Linked DNA regions of Homo sapiens: region 1 is linked to region 2. A link is an interaction called in ENCODE POLR2A ChIA-PET data of the cell type or tissue named here. Cell type or tissue: CD4-positive, alpha-beta T cell. All regions are shown on one strand. Each heading gives the region's core, and the rest is flanking DNA. Links, peaks and the distances in the headings are about the cores only.

Evidence for each region. ChIA-PET counts read pairs that join two places held together with the same protein. Peaks named below come from ENCODE experiments on the same cell type or tissue, not always from the same donor. Only the 100,000 strongest peaks of a DNase experiment are listed, where the experiment ranks them.
Region 1: POLR2A ChIA-PET joins it to region 2 with 8 read pairs; 5 of 35 experiments call an interaction of 5 or more read pairs at or near these places.

The regions. Positions count from the first base shown.
Region 1 is chr3:18,429,678-18,438,035 of GRCh38, forward strand. It overlaps a transcript of SATB1 not described here. Among named protein-coding and RNA genes, the nearest start is that of SATB1, 8.5 kb to the left of the region's middle. In CD4-positive, alpha-beta T cell, for the core only: no CTCF peak of the experiment used is centred there; no DNase peak of the experiment used is centred there; H3K4me3 peaks cover 5,878 bases; H3K27ac peaks cover 4,326 bases.
Region 2 is chr3:18,786,869-18,795,226 of GRCh38, forward strand. No RefSeq gene overlaps it. Among named protein-coding and RNA genes, the nearest start is that of SATB1-AS1, 350 kb to the left of the region's middle. In CD4-positive, alpha-beta T cell, for the core only: no CTCF peak of the experiment used is centred there; no DNase peak of the experiment used is centred there; H3K4me3 peaks cover 416 bases.

The sequences.
Region 1 (8,358 bases), core at 258-8,257, 360 kb before region 2:
ATTAAACTCTCTGACTAATTATGCAAGAAGTTCTGGCCCCCATTATATACCCTCACAGAATCTTGTATTTCTCCTTTGAAACAGTCATCACAGTCTTAATTAATTAACAATTTGGGTAATTACTGGCTTAATACATGTCTCCCTTACTAGACTGTAAGCCCTATGAGAGCAGAGACTGGGTGTCTTGCTCACTGCCATATTACTAGGAATTTATACAGTGTCCTTGTAATATTTATATTATAAATGAATAAATGGGAACAAAAGCTCACAGTGTCACTTGCAACCAATTTCCACTACAAATTGCATTGACAGTTTTTTAAAGTGATTGTAGGAAGAGGGAACATTGAAGAAGGTGGCTATATCATTTAAATTTGAATTAATTTAAATGAAATTTATGATTTAATTCCTCATTCACATTTCAGGTGCTCAATAGCCCCATGTGACTAATACTCTAATAGCGGACAGTGTAGATTACAGAACACTTCCTCACTGCAGAAAGTTCCATTGGACAGTGCTTACCCTAGAGAACTCCTTTAAAAGACAACTAAGGGAATCCAAGACCTGGCCAGGAGGAGTCTTAGAGGTGCTAAATGGCTTTCAGACATTCCAATGACATCTGAGTCAAGATAATTTTCCATTTTAGAATTAGCCTGTAGATCTGTAAAGTTGCAGGAAATGATACCTGTATACTGCTAAATACAAATTTAAGAACTTTCTAGACATGTCTGTACTTGAAAGGGTTCTGTAATACATTTTAAGTAATGTGTTTACTCCAAAAGCTGCTTTCCGTGAACATTTAAGTATCTCATAGGTGAAGTTAAAAATCACAGTCATTCCCACCCTTACCCCTGTACCTATATTATATAAGCATAGCTACCCTTAGAAATGCCTCTCTGGAAGCATTAATGTAGATACCTACTCGAACTGGGAGGGCATCCAGATAACAAATAATGATGCACTGCAGAGAATAATGGCAAAAAGCTTCAAAATGTTGCAGGCGAGTTAAAGGAGTGATGATAATGAACTCTAAATATAGGGTTTAAGGATTTTTTGGTTTTGTTTTCTTCCCCTAAGAAGTTGAGTTTCAGTTTTAGCTAGAATGATAGCGATCAAAAGTTATTTCCCTAATTACTTGGCATAGATGTAAATACAGAGTGGTAATTCATGATACAGTTTTAATAGACAAAGGTCATTATAGTTGAGGGGGAAAAAACCCAATGTTTATGTTTGTTTTGGGAGATCTGGAGAGGGAAAACGAGCAGCCATTGCAGCTGGCTTCTGGAAACCGACAGGATATCTGGGCCTTTTACTCAGAAACAATACTGTTTCATTGGGAACTTCATTGGAAAAAAATCTTTTAGCTACCTTTCCTTCCATGGATGTCAGTATGGATCACTTATTTGACAGGGCACGGTGGTAATAATTCCACCAAAATTGGTACCTTTATCTGGACCCAGATCCAAAATCGAGTAAGAAGAAGGAAGGATTCTTGAAATTGCCCTAGAGTCCACAAAGATGCCTCATTTTTTTCCTGTAGCTCGTGGAGTGCCCTTCATGTCCCTTCTCACTTGAGGACCTCCTTTCTGCTATCTTCTTTAACGTGCAGCTTGATTTCCCCTTGTCAGTCCGAAGCCTTCTCCAGTTGTTAGTTATTTCCTTCTCCATGCTCCATCACACTGCCTGAATGCAATGTGACATTTCATATCTATCTATATGTCTGCCTCTCCAAACTGCAAGACTCTAAGCATCTTGAAGGTTTACTCATGTATATATTTCTGCATTCCCTTTGACAGTCTTAGGACGTAAAACCAGGTACTGAGATCACAATCCAGATGTCCAGGCTGAACCCCACTGCAATTAAATCAGAATGGCTGAGGATGAGGAGAAGACATTCAGTTTTTTAAAGCTCTCAAGGTGATTCTCATATACAGCCAGGTTTGGCATCTACCAGGTTAGGTGATGTTTTAGAGACAGAGAATCAAATACTCAGGACATCTCTGAGGTGGTTTTTAACTCACTCCTGGAGTCACTTGGAAAAGCTAACCTGTTGTATGAACCAGCAGTAGACCAAAATTTGAGAAATGTATATGTGGGCAAGCTACTTGTTTCAAATTTCTAAAAAGGCAATAAAAGTGGGGGCAGGAAGCTACTGGATCATTGATTTGGCAAATAAATACATGCTATTTGAGGAACCATAATAAACTAGCATTTGGGCACTTGTTTGAGATTTACTGGGGTGCCAGAAATCCTGTGCAGGTATGTTATTTATCATGATAGACATTAAGTGACTAACCACAAAATTATACATGGAAGTACAGTTCTCAAACCAGTCTATTATTTACTGGAGCCAGAACCATCCAAGTTTCCTCTAATTCTTTTTTCAATATAACATGATTTTTCTCTCAGACAACTGTTCAACCTTGAGTGGGCTTCTCTTTGAAGGGCTGAAAACTGTTCAACTTATTTCCAGACTGTCACTGCACTTGAACAGAACCAAAGTATTTAGACTGTCCATGTCAAGGAGCCAACTGCAAAGCATCCTAGACCTAGTTGCTGTGCCTTTAATATTCTCAGAAAGCTCGAGGTAAAATCCTCCAATTTTTAATTCCGGTGAAATCGAACAGCAACTGTTCCCAATCAACTTTTAACCAAGATGTACATATCAACCAAATTTCCTTAGTTGATATGAATGTTATTTCTAATCTTTCCTAGCTTAATTGGAGGGAGAAAGAATTCGCGATAACAATGGTCCTGAATCCTTGTCCAGGTCATTTTTGTGGCAACATCAGCCAAAGGCAATATCTGATATTGTACTGCTATGCCCACCACCATAAGGCACTGGACGAGGCATTGTCCGTTGGAAGGAAAGCCACCATCAGAAACAAATGCTTCACACCTGGACAATAATTAAATACTACTGTAACACTTGAAATTTGTTGAAGTGAAGGAGAAATTAAATTCAAAACTAAAGCACATTGTATTTGGGCTGATAGAAAAAGAGTTGGAAACAAACTGTGGTGATGGTTGCACAACAGTGTGTATGTAATTAATGTCACTGAATTGTACACCTAGAAACAGTCAAAATGGCGTATTTTTTAACACATATTTTACCATATAAACATTTTCAAAAAAAAAAAAACAAAAGCAAAACAATCTTTCATGTATGCCTAGTATTGGCAGATATATAATACCAGGAAAATATCATGCCAAGCCTCAGAGAAACAATGAGCTACATCACATTGAACAATCCCATCCCCACCCCAATCTTACATTGCTTTGTCCTTACCTGCTAACAGCTACAGTCCAGTCTATGCTACACAATTAATATGATGAATACCTGACCCAAGGATAATTAACATGGATTGGTAATTAGAGACCAAGATCCCACTCACTTTGAGGTTCCTTCAATGTAAGAAAATGGTTCTCTTTTAAGGTTTTATTCAATACAATATCTTAGCCAAAAAAAGAGAAAGGCGCATAGACAAAAACAAACAGGAGTTCCTTAAGTCCAAAAAATTCTTTTGGAATGTTTTTCAAAACAGTAAAAATTAACTATATGCATGAAATAGATTTTCTCTGTTACACAGTACTTTGAGTGTCACGCTCATATATGCAGAACAGCTGCAATTGTAACAACTGTATAAAGTACTAATTTGCAAATTGTCTACATAAAAAGACTTTAGATTCTATTTTTTTAATAAAAGAAAATTTTGTTTAAAAAAACGCTTTCAAATTTAATCAGCTCAGTTACTTTTTTAGTGCTAGTAATAAGGATGAAAGTATATCTACATATAATAATTTGAAATATCATCTTTTCCTGTACTGTTCCACATTCAGTTTTCATATCATCTATTCCTATGGATTTTATATTAAAAACTTGTATTAATGATGGAGTTTTTAATGATTTGGAAATTCATGTATAAATCATTTTATTGAAGTTCGTATCTGTATTTTTTTCTTATACGCATAATTAAGGAATGCTAATAAAGTGAAACCAACTTACAAACATATATTTATTATGTGTAAAAGCATTAAATAAAATACTAAAAGACAGCTTCACAGTATAGCTATGCTTAAGGCATATCCAGTTACCTATCTTGTAGGTGCCTTTTTCTTTATTAATGTGTTCATTTAAAAATTTATTAGATAACTAGCATGGACTATACATGGACATTTTGAGCCAACATGAAGGAAAAAGTTGATAAATAATGCCACAGTAGAACTTTAAAAAAGAACTAGAGAGCCTTGAGGCTGTTTTTTAATCATTTATTTTTATTTATTTTGCAAAGACTTTTCATTTGTGTTATTTAATACATAAATACACTTGAGAGAGAAACAAATAGCACATTTATGAAAAATTTTGATGGAAACCAGCTTTCTGTTTTAAGGCTAGACTGCTTTAAAGGTCAATATCCACTATTCTTCTATTACTTTTACAGTTGAAGAAACACTACATATTCACATTATATTTAATAAAAATTAACCTCTCATCTCTTCTTTGAGGTAACAAGGCTCTCAAAAATAACTTTTTATTTCGCTTTGTGCAAAGGGGTTTTGTCACTAAAAATTTACAACACTGCAACCAAGTGTAAATGTATCTTCAAGGCTGGCATATGCCGCAGTTTAGGATGTAAAACCAAATCTTGTGGCATTCTCAATAGATTTGAAAAATCCAATTGTTTGGCCAACATCCAAGTAAGAATAAGTATATATATATATATAAAATATACACATAGCATAACATTTTTATATGTACACAGATAATATTTGCATGTTATACAAGAGAGTATTCCACAATTTAAAACTAGTCTACCACAGTTTTCATCAGAAAGCCTTTAAAACTCAGAGGTAGTATAATACCCCTACTATTAAGTAACTCCCACAAAAAGGAACATAAGTCACATAGTGGGAAAAGTAGTGGAGAAAAGATAGAGAAACTAGATTTGGGTCTTGCTTCTTACTCTACTCACTAGCTGAGTGATCCTTCATTAGTTAAGCAGGATCAGGTTCCGTATCTATAAAATGAATGGATAGAGTCTGATCATCTTTAAGATCACATAAAAAATCTCTTTCTTCAATTAAAAAAATTAAGTTCACTTGAAAGAGAAAATATAAATATAAGGAAATTTCTCACATGCTACGTTAGATGTTTATCTCTATATAAGAGACAGGTGTCAAACAAACAAATAAAAAAAAAAAATAACCGCTAAGGCAAAGAGAAACTTTAACTCACCAGATTCCATCTGTTACATCTGAATTCATGCATAATTGATTATCCATGACTGGTAAATTCTTTTCTCACTAGCCGACCACAATTTTCTAAACGTTGTGTATTAAATCACTACTAAAGTAGACTGCATTTCAGAAACGGCATGGGGCAGAATACCAATATTTTAAATGAAAAATTACATGCCGGTTAGTAATAATACAGCTGACCTATGTTTAAGGGAGAGAAATTTTAATCATGTGCATATTAAATATTAATAACCTATTCTGTTATTGTTATAATAAGGTTAAGTAGGCTTCTCCATGCTTAAAGAAAGAGGGAGAAGTAGGAATGCATAATGGTGCAAAAAGATACAGAGACAGGAGACAGACATAAGGAAAATGTGTCAACAATAAACAAGAGGAAATGAGAAAGAAGGAAAAGATGAAGGTGGAAACTAATCTCTATGTGTCATTATGACTGCCAGAGTACTGGCAAAGAAGCAGCATCCTTTTATTTCAATTTTAATCATTTCTGAATTTTAATACCCGGCTCCTTTTGTAATTCTCCTGGCATTCCCCATATGCCTCCATCCCAGCCAAAACACCAGTGTAAATTAAATGGCAGGCAACCACACCACTGATGTAGCCTCCCCAAAGAACCCACCAGGTGACCAAAAGCAAAAAAGGTATGTCTACCTTATGTCCCTGAGGACCTCTAGCCAATTAACTGGCTGAATGTTTTCTACTTTCTTTAATTTTGAAAAGAAGGACAGTAGTTAGGTAATCTACAGATAGAGAATCATTAAAAAAAAATAAAGCAAGCCAGTAGTAATACAATAATCAGTGACCATCAGGGCCTGGAAAAATGAGTTTGCTCTCATTGGCACTAAGGAGCATCACATGATTATTTAATTACAGCTCTAATTTTTGTCTCGTGGATGGCAACATATCAACAATTAATAGGGCAAATAGAGGAGACTGTGTTTTTAAAGAGACAGAATGTGCATGATAATGTAATAGGTCACACAGCAGTGCACCACTTAAGAAATTCTGTCTTTTGTGTAACTAAATAGGACTGTCTTACAAGCAGCCCCACTCATATTTTAAAATGAAAATAAATTTTAAAAGGAAGTGTCTTTTTTAGATAACTTTCATAGAATGCCTAGAACTTTTCAGAATATTTTGGATGCAGCTAACACAACCCTACTGCAATTTCAGAATTAGTTTTAAGGAATGGAGTAAAATATTCATATACAAACACTCCAAATCTTAGAGTACTTTTCAAACAATGTATTTAAGCTGCAATGAAAAATATCTTTTTATGCAATAATTACAGTAGTATTTATTCAATGGGAGCCTGAAAAACAATCATTATTGTAGGAAAGAACGCATAGAAGGTCAATCAGCCTTGAGGCACTAGTCCATAATATTTTTGGTTCTGGAATATCAGAAGGATGGCTACTTGGTGGCTCAAATTGCAAGGAACTCAGGGGAGTGCTCTGTTTGACTCCGGTATTGTTTGTTACCACAACCAAACACCAAAGAATGAAGCTGAGCAGGCACACTTAACCTAATACTGAAGGTCAGACAATGAGGATAGAACAGAGACCCAGGTGCTACCAAAAAAAAAAAAAAAAAAATCATCCAATTATCCAGAAAATGAGGCATGTGCAGATTAAGTGTTCAGATAACCCTAGTAAAAACAGAAAATTAGAAAGAAAATTCTCTTTGCCAATAAATCTTTATCGGCACAAGCTACATTTTATATTTTATCATTAATTTAGCAATTCTTTAATGAGTGCTCAATACGTACAAGGCACAGAATGCTAACTATGAACTTTCTGTTTTATATAACACAGACATACCTTATTACTTACTTACTTTTTTGTAGTTTAATACTTACAGAAATATATAGCAGCTTCTACAAACTTCAGAAAGTGGGAATACTAGTGCGTTTTTAAGAGCCATATTACGAGGTTACAAGATCTACAAATTCAAATCAACCAAGATAACTCAAATAGTTAACCAATTTGATAGAATTGTCTAAGTAAGCCTAAGTCCAGCTTTAAATCCCTCTAGTTTCAGTAACCCATTGTTTTGCCATTCTAGAAGCCATAGTGAAAATCCAGGTTTGAGATTTAGACAATGAAATAATCTTAGAACTACCTCTGTGATTAACTGCTGAAATGTATGTAGAATATTAGGTTATATAGAGTTTTAAGTAATCACAATTTGGCTAAAGAAAAAGTGACTAAAATTATTCCACAAAAAGAAGTATTAAGAGGAGCAAAATCAATTAAATAAGCTTTTAATGGATTATGTTGGCCGAAGTCATCAAAAAACAAGAAAACATGGGTATCTCAAAATACAATTTGGAAAAACTAAAACCACTGAGGAGCAATAATTTCTAATGACACTGGAAAGAAAAAAAAACAGGAGAAAAATTTTATAACCCAGTGAAAAGTTTTAAAATTAAGTTGCTTTAGTAGAAAACCTTTCATAATTCTGAACCAAAACCCTGACTCCATACATTCTAAAAGATTTTTTTTAAAGAATCAAGCAAGCAGCCGCTTGTATGTTAAGAGTATACATCATTCTTTTTTAACATGGTTGTTAATATATAGTTAACATGTCTCAGAAAAGGCTGTAATTAACTGTCTACTGCTCTAATAACACTAATAAGCATACAGTATTATTAAAATACAGTGATTCTATACAAACTGTCATTGTTAAACTTTTAAGATAATGTTCTAAATTGTTTCTGAGTCCTCTTGAACCACCCAAAGGGAAATGCAACTCTAAGAAAATTTTTAAAACATAGTTATTAAAATATTGTTTTTTCCTCCCACAGTCTGGAGATCACTGTCTACCATTAAACAGTACATCTAAGTATCATTTCAGTTGGTGAAAATACAATGGGAAGCATTTGGATTATTTTACAAATTCTATAGATTTTTTAAAAATTTAAAACTGTATGCATCTTAATTTAGTACTTCATTCATTGATAAAATATTTTCTGGGGGAAAGAAAGGCTTGCTATATCAAGAATCACATAGCCTTGTTGTTAATCCCCAATGATTTCCATTGTCTGTTTCACTAGAACAGGAAAACTCAATTGCATTCAATATCAAACAGCTAATTATGGATATG
Region 2 (8,358 bases), core at 115-8,114:
TAACTAAACTGGCAACATCCTGTATAATCTATGCATTTTTAAAAGATGTAGAATTGGTGACCTTAGGCATATTTAACAACTCCTTTGAGTTTAAGACTAGACTGGGCAACATAGGGACACCCCGTCTCTCATAACATAACAAACAAACAAACAAACAAACAAACAAACAATCAAAAAACAATTAGCCAGGCATAGTGTTACACACTTGAAGTTCCTGCTACTGAGATGGGAGGACTTCTTGAGCCCAGGAGGTTGAAGCTGCAGCAAGCTGTGATTGTGTTACTGTACTCCAGCCTGGGTGACAGAGTGAGAACTTGTCTCTTAAAATAAAAAGATAAAAAGAAAGAAAACAAAAGAAAGACAAGAAATGAAACTCCCTTGGTCAGCTTTTTTTCATTTTTAAATACTTACACATTCTAATTATTACTGATATTTTAAATATATTTATTAAACAGATATTTATTGAATCTTTCAATATACCACACAATAACCTGAAATTGTTGCTACATCAAGAAAGTCAGTCCAATCGCTGTGCTGATTAAAAATATTGCACCTTAGTCAAACTTGAATAACAGCAAGACCTTCATTGTCTCAAAGTCTGTTTCTGTCCTGTTTCCTTGTCATCCCCAGGAGATGCAGTAGACCCCTACAGAACTGATTGCTTGCCTAAAGATATCAGGATCTGCACTAAGGACAATTTCAGATTTGAAATGTGTCCCAACCCTAAGTCAAACCAAAGAATATAAATCATTGTTCTATTTAATGCAAGGCTACCCTAGCATCTCAGGAGCAAGTTCCCTTCTCCTCCTTACATTGTAAAATGGATCAGGAGCACACAGAATTTCAGAGCTGGGTAAATGAAATTTCAAAAACGACTAATTCTAAGCCTTACCTTCAGTTCTACACAAGAAAACCATGTCTTTGATTTCTATTTACGGGAAAGCTGAGAAACCACCATGGTGGAAAAAGTGTGGGATTTGCATATGAAAACCAAAGTTAATTACAGCAACACTTTTGTTAAATATATATATAAATATATATAATATAATATATTATCTTATATATGTATTTTATATATTATATATATTATATATAATATATAAAATATATATTATGTATTATATATAATAATTATATTATTATATATTATATATAATAATTATATTATTATATATTATATATAATAATTATATTATTATATATTATATATAATATATTATATAATATGTATTATATAATATATTATATATTGATAATATAGTATATAATATGTATTATATATAATATATATTTATAATATATTATATATTTATATTATATTATATATTTAATATATATTAAGTATATTCTATAAATAAATATATTTATTTACATATTATAAATATATTTATATATTAAATATATTTATATATTATATTATATATAAATATATATTATATTTTATATTATATTATAAATATTTATAGATATTTATATATATTATATAAATATTATATATAATATTTATATATTATATATATTTATATATATTTATATTTATATATAATATAAACATTGTATATAAAATATATAACATAAACATTGTATATAAAATATATAACATAAACATTGTATATAAAATATATAACATAAACATTGTATATAAAATATATTATATTATAATATATAATATATTATATAAAAATATATTATATTATAATATATAATATATTATATAAAAATATATTATAATATAATATATTATATAAAAATATATTATAATATAATATATTATATAAAAATATAATATATTATAATATATTATATAAAAATATATTATAATATAATATATAATATATTATATAAAAATATATTATATTATAATATATAATATATTATATAAAAATATATTATATTATAATATATAATATATTATGTAAAAATATATTATATTATAATATATAATATATTATGTAAAAATATATTATATAAGAGATATATTTATATATTATACATATTATCTATAATATATATAGAATATAGATGTATAGATTATATATAGAATATAGATATGTAGATAATATATATCTACATATATTATCAATATTAATATATATTCAGTATATATATCTATATTCTATATATTATTATATATAATATATAGATATATTTATATATGTATTCATTTTGAGACAGGGTCTTACTATATTGTCCAGACTGGCCTCAAAAAAAACATAATTTAAAAATAATATTTATTGATCATTTATTCTCCCAGGCCACATTATAAGAAATGAGGCTATAATGGTATCCATGGATAGAAAAAGTTTCTGGCATCATGGAACTCACTTTAATTTTTGATGGAGGATAAAATACTACTACTACCACTACTACTACTACTAGTACTACTAAGCAAACTGATAAATAACCAGGGTAATTTTAAATAGTGATTATGCTACTGTAGCAGAGATGGCTGCCCACTAAAATCTGTTCTTTTTATATATTGCTGGGAAGTGGCTAGACAGAGAAATACTGTAATGTCCTTGTAGTTAATTTGTGGTCATGGGACTCATTCTCCCCAGTGGAAAGTAAGAGAGAACATTGCGTGCCACTTCCAGGGAAAGTTTCTCTTTCTTTTCCCAGCAGTTGAATGGCAGCCTTAGAGAAGGACAGAGGCACCACATGGAAGTACCCTGGGTCTTTGCATTATTCCAAGTAGAAAATTCACCCTTCAGAAAGGAATACCCATCTTGGCTTCCGTTGTCTTGGAGTCATTCCACATTGCGGGGGTGGTGAGGGAATGTGAGCAAACCTTCCCTAACTATTACAATAATACAGCAATGAATAAAATATAACAGGAAGATATGATACGGCACAACAGGAGGTTGAGCTGAAGGCAATCTGAGAGTAGAGTGATAGTGGAATACCTCTCTGAGATGACATTTGTGCTAAGTCCAGCCATGTTAAGATCTGGGGGAAAAGCATTTCAGACAGTGGGAGCAGCAAGTGCGAAGTCCCTGAGGCAGGAAGGGATTTAACATGCTAGTGGGACAGAAGGTTCATGTGACTGGAGTAACATAAGCAAGAGAGAGACAGTTTTGAGAGGAGGTGAGAGAAGTAAGTAGGGATGAGAGCATGTAGAACCTGCTTGGCCATGGTAAGGAGCTTAGATTTTATCTCAAGTGTGAAGGAAAGCCATTGGTATTTTAAGATGGAATAGGGGGTCAATGATAAAAACAAAACAAAACAAAACAAAAAAATGCATTCTGAATACTGGGTGGAGAATGAGTTCTCTTGGGCCAGAACTAGAATGGAATTTACTCTTGGAAGAGTACAAACTCTTTAACATGTTTTGTAAGTCCCCCATAGTCTGGTTCTTGATTCCATATTCATTGCTCACCATTATCCCTCATACTTGACTAGTGATAGTCAACTTTCTCAGTTCCTGCTCTGCTTTACTGTTTTCCTAGAGCACCTTTTCTCACAGCTCTATTTCTTTCCCTACTCCTACATGGGGCTCTAATAAACATTTCCAGTCATATTTTGAGTCCTACTCATGTTGATCTACTTTTAGATCTGGTATTATGCCATAGCTTCTTTTACTCCTGGGCCTTTGCGCATGATATTTCACTTTATCCTGATCTTGTTAACTCCTGTTCATCATTCTAGTCTCAGCTTAGCTGGTAGTTCACTTTAAAAAGCCTTCTCTTCTTTTCTAAGCATGAGTAAGATACTCTACTCAATGCCCTCAGACTCCTGTGGAGCTTTGAGGTTTGCACTGCATTATAACTGCCTATCCATTGGAGTATAAACTCTGTACACCCACAATCTTCGTTTCTACAGTGACTGTCACATAAATCAGGCATTCAACAAATAAAGGTTGAATGAACAAATAAAATCAATACCAAGTCCAAAGGGCTTTTTCAAGGCTACAGATGAGAGATGAAGCCCTGACTTAGAAGTTAAAATGGGATAAGATCAGGGATAAATGGAGATTCATGAAAATGTTCTCATATCATGAGGCACCTCCTTGCTGGTTGTTGGCTTAAGGACATACTGGCTTCCTTCAAGGTATAGAGTCAAGCTCATCACTGCCTCAAAGAGAGGACAGCTCTTTGTAAATTAGAAAGCATTATATTAACATTAAATAATATTTTAAAAATATACAAACATATTATTATTATTATTATTTTTACAGGCACTTGTGATTGACTCATTTTTCTGTCCAACAGAGAAAAACAGCTTGTGAATTTTCTTAAACATGCAAACGTTCTTGTCTGGAAAATGTTTGGTAATAAAGGTCACTGTGAACTTCTCAAGGATCTCAGTGGGACAGAAGCAGCCTTTATTTATGTGTATTTATGTGTTATTCGCTGATGGCTTTGCTGAGGAAAGCTATATTGTCAAGTGCCCTAATTAAGAAATAATAATGTAATTGATTTTTTATGTATTATCTTCAATTGAGTCCCTTTACAACAGCAAACTCTCATTGACTACTCGGGATAATTGATGGCTTCTCAGCACAATGCCCTTGGCTGATTGCAGAGCCGTTGATGCAGCGTCTGATAATGATCATAAGCCAGCTCGGTTCTCAAAACGGAGACCCTTAGAAAAGCAGCAAGCTGAAGCGCAAAGGGTGTTAATTCACTGAGGGACACAGGTCAAGTCACTTTCATTTTTGCAAAATGAGGGGGTTGAACTAAATCAACGGCTTGAAAACCAAACATAAAAATTCAGCAGAACTCCTTTATCGCACACATTTTCTGTAGGAGCCATGTCTGTAAAACAGGTCCAAGTGGTGTTAACTTCGGTTGAAGAGAGGTTGGGAATGCAGAGCTGGATCTAGCTCCTCACTTCCTCCCACCAGAGCAGACGCTAAAGGATTCCAATATGCACAGTTTGAAAACTCCTGGACTAGATGATCTGTAAGCGTGACTCCAGTTCTAAAATTCTAGGATTCTGTGATATAACTTCAAGGACTCCAGGATAAACCAAAATAGCCATTAGTCTCAGCTTTGGAGTAGCTGCATCACGAAGCCTGTGCATCACAGTCAAGTCAGAATATCAAACTTGGCTCAGAACACCCAGGCTGTGCCGCAAGCAGAGTGGAGCAGTTTGTGCCTCTGATTTTAGTGATTTCATGCTGTTGTGCGTGTATATGCCTGTGTGCGTGCGCGCGCACACACACACACACACACACACACGTTGAGTTAGTCCACGATGTTATAGGAGCTCTGAGTTTTCTTATTTTAGCAGATTTTTGTGGGGTTGTGAGGGGGCTGTAGTTGTTGAGGAGAGGGAAGCAACAGCTGTCGGGGACCAGTGAGTATTGTGCTAGACATTTTATAAAAGGAGATGTATTACTCACATTCATTCATGAGAAAATTAAAGTTCTGAAATGTCAACCAAGGCTACAGTAAGTCTCTATGACTCCAAAGCTCACATTTTTTACTACATGTGATTTCTTCTTATACTGAGAGATCCAGTTAGATTGTTGTGGAAGGAGAGTGATTAATATACACAATCATTCTGAAAAACTCCTGTCAAATGTAAATAAAATGTTACACTTTTATTCTTTGAGGGCTTTAAGGAATGGGATACCTGAATCAGTGCCATTTCAACTAGAGTGTCCTAATATATGTAGAATAGTGTTTCTGGACAGAGGATGATTTTATCCCCTTTCCCAAAGGTACATTTGGAAATGTGTGGAGACATCTCTGATTGTCACAATTCTGGGGTGGGAGGTGTCTATTACTGGCATCTACTGGGTAGAGGCCAAGAATGGTGTTAAACATCCCAAATCTAGCCCCACAACAAAGAAGTATATGGCCCAAAATGTTAATAGTACCAACATTAAGAAACCTTGATCTAGAGGTATTAAAGGAGGTGTTACCAAATAAGTTGATGAAAGGCAAGTATGGGAATCCAGATATAATTTCTAACTTATTTGATTCATTTAGAATTTTCTTGAAAGTCCGCTGTAAAGATTCTTAGTAAGACAATGATACCTTGATTAATAAGTCTCCTGGGAATGAAGATTAAGCCCTGTGTAAAACACTTACACATACAAGACGCATTTTCATAAATCATCTGGAGCAGAAGTTACTATTATTAGGGTTCCAGAAACACCGACCTCCAAACTTATATTTTATCTGTACCATTCATAAGGTCCTCCTCACCTCATATGCCGAGGTGACACTTTTTGGTCATCAGATGCCAAGGCTCTTCTATTCCCTTGAAGATAATCTTCTTTAAATTTTCAATAATACATGCATTTATTTTAGGTTGATTAAATGAAGCTTTGTATATATGGTAGGCAGAATAATGTCCTTTCTGTCCCCCAAAGACATCTACATTCTGATCCTGAAAACCTGTAGTAAAAGGGACTTTGCAACTGTGATTTAAGTTAAAGATTTTGAGAAGGGGAGATTATCCTGGATTAAACATGTGGGTCCAATGTAATCAGAAGGGCCCTTAAAAGGTGAAGAGGCGAGGCAGCAGCAGCAGCTAGAGTGATATAATGTGAGAAGGACTCAATGTCTTTTTGCTGGCTTTGAAGATGGAGGAAGGGACTGTAAGCCAAGGAATTCAGGTTGCCTTTCGAAGTTGAAAGAGACAAGGAAAGGAATCTTACCCAGAGTCTACAGAAAGAAACACAGCTTTGATTTTAGTCTACTGAGACCTGTGTCAGCGTTCTGACCTCAGAACTGTAAGATAATAAACTATTTTTGTTCAAGCCACTAAGTTATTTATTAGAGCAGCTACAGAAAACTAATATAGTATGTTACTCCCACCAGGTCCGACAGGATGCTCTGCTTAAGCATTAATGAGCTCTGAAGGTATTAAGAGGTTGGTAAGGGACCCACTCCCAGACATGTTTTAATTCCTTGATAAACATGGAGAAATTAGATTCCTGCATGAAGTTGGAGCAGGAGGATGCTAGAACACCAGTGTTTGGGATAGAGACAAAAAGAAGAGAAAAAATTGAAAACGTATGTATTCAACCAGCCACTCCTAGGGTCTAGATCTGGTATTCTAAAGTAAGAATGTCCAACAGAATGTTAATGCAAGCCACACATGTAATTTAAAAGTGTTTAGTAGCCAATAAGAAACAGGTGAAATTAATTTTAATAATTTGTTTACCCCAATGTATCTAACATTATCATTTCAATAGGTAATCAATATAAAAATTACAGATGGAATATTTTACATAATTTTTCATGCTAAGCCTTTGAAATCTGGTGTGTATTTTACACTTGCAGTACATCTCAATTTGGACTAGCCACCTTTCAAGTGCTCAGTTGCCACATGCGACAGCTACCGTATTTGGCAGTGTGTCTCTACAGAGGTAAGAGATGCAGGCTACACCTGAAAAGATTATATTGATGGAAAAACTTGGGAAATTCAAGGCATTTGAAATCCTACCTTAGCAGCCAGGTGACAAAGGTGCCGTAAGTGGGATAGAGAGTACCTGTCCCCATTTTTGTGTAACTCATGGCAACAGAATCTGGAAGGAATTGTGAAGAGAATGATCTTGAGAAGATCACTGCAGCAGACACATGATCCAAAACCCCCCACCCCAACATGAACAAAGGACAGTCTATTTCACTGGGCCTTCAGAGCAGAATAACCATTCCAGAGCTTTGTCTGGATGCGTGCATTTCTTGTCTGTCATTTTAGCTCATAGATTTTAGCTGGAGAAGATCCCTGAATGAGCTTCTAAAACATTTTTCTCATGGTAGGTGGTCTACAAGTGTTTCTTCAATGACTGAATCATTAAACAAATGATTTATTTAAGCCGACTAGGAGGATTTAATCATTTTCTTAGCATAAAAACTAACAAACAGCCAGTCAAAGGAATGCTTTTGGAATTTTGTATTATATAACCTTGTATCACCAATGCCTGGCACGTAGTAGGTGATATTTGTTTTTAGAATGAAATACTTGGCTTCTATTTAGAGATCATCCTAGTGCTAAAACTAGCTAAGCAACTTGTTCCATGTTTGGCTAATGGGATATCAGCACAGCATATTTTTTTGTTGTTAATGAGAAAGGCAGTGGTTCTGTTACGCCCATGGAAAAACACACCAAAACAAAAATATCTAATACAACATAACTTTTTAGATTTTTTCTATTATTAGCCCCAGTGAGTGCCGACAAATGCTTGTAGTTTACCACAATGCCCAAATCAAAACCCTCAAATGGTATGACCACAAAGGCTGTGAACTCTCAAGCCAGTAAGCTAATGGACAAGATGCTAAATATCAACTGAGGATCAAGATATATTTTTAATTACAGTTGGCATTTTGCTTCTGCTTAATCCATTACATAGGAGCCAAGACCATGCCTTTTCTTCCAATTTCTGACTTCATCCATTGCTGG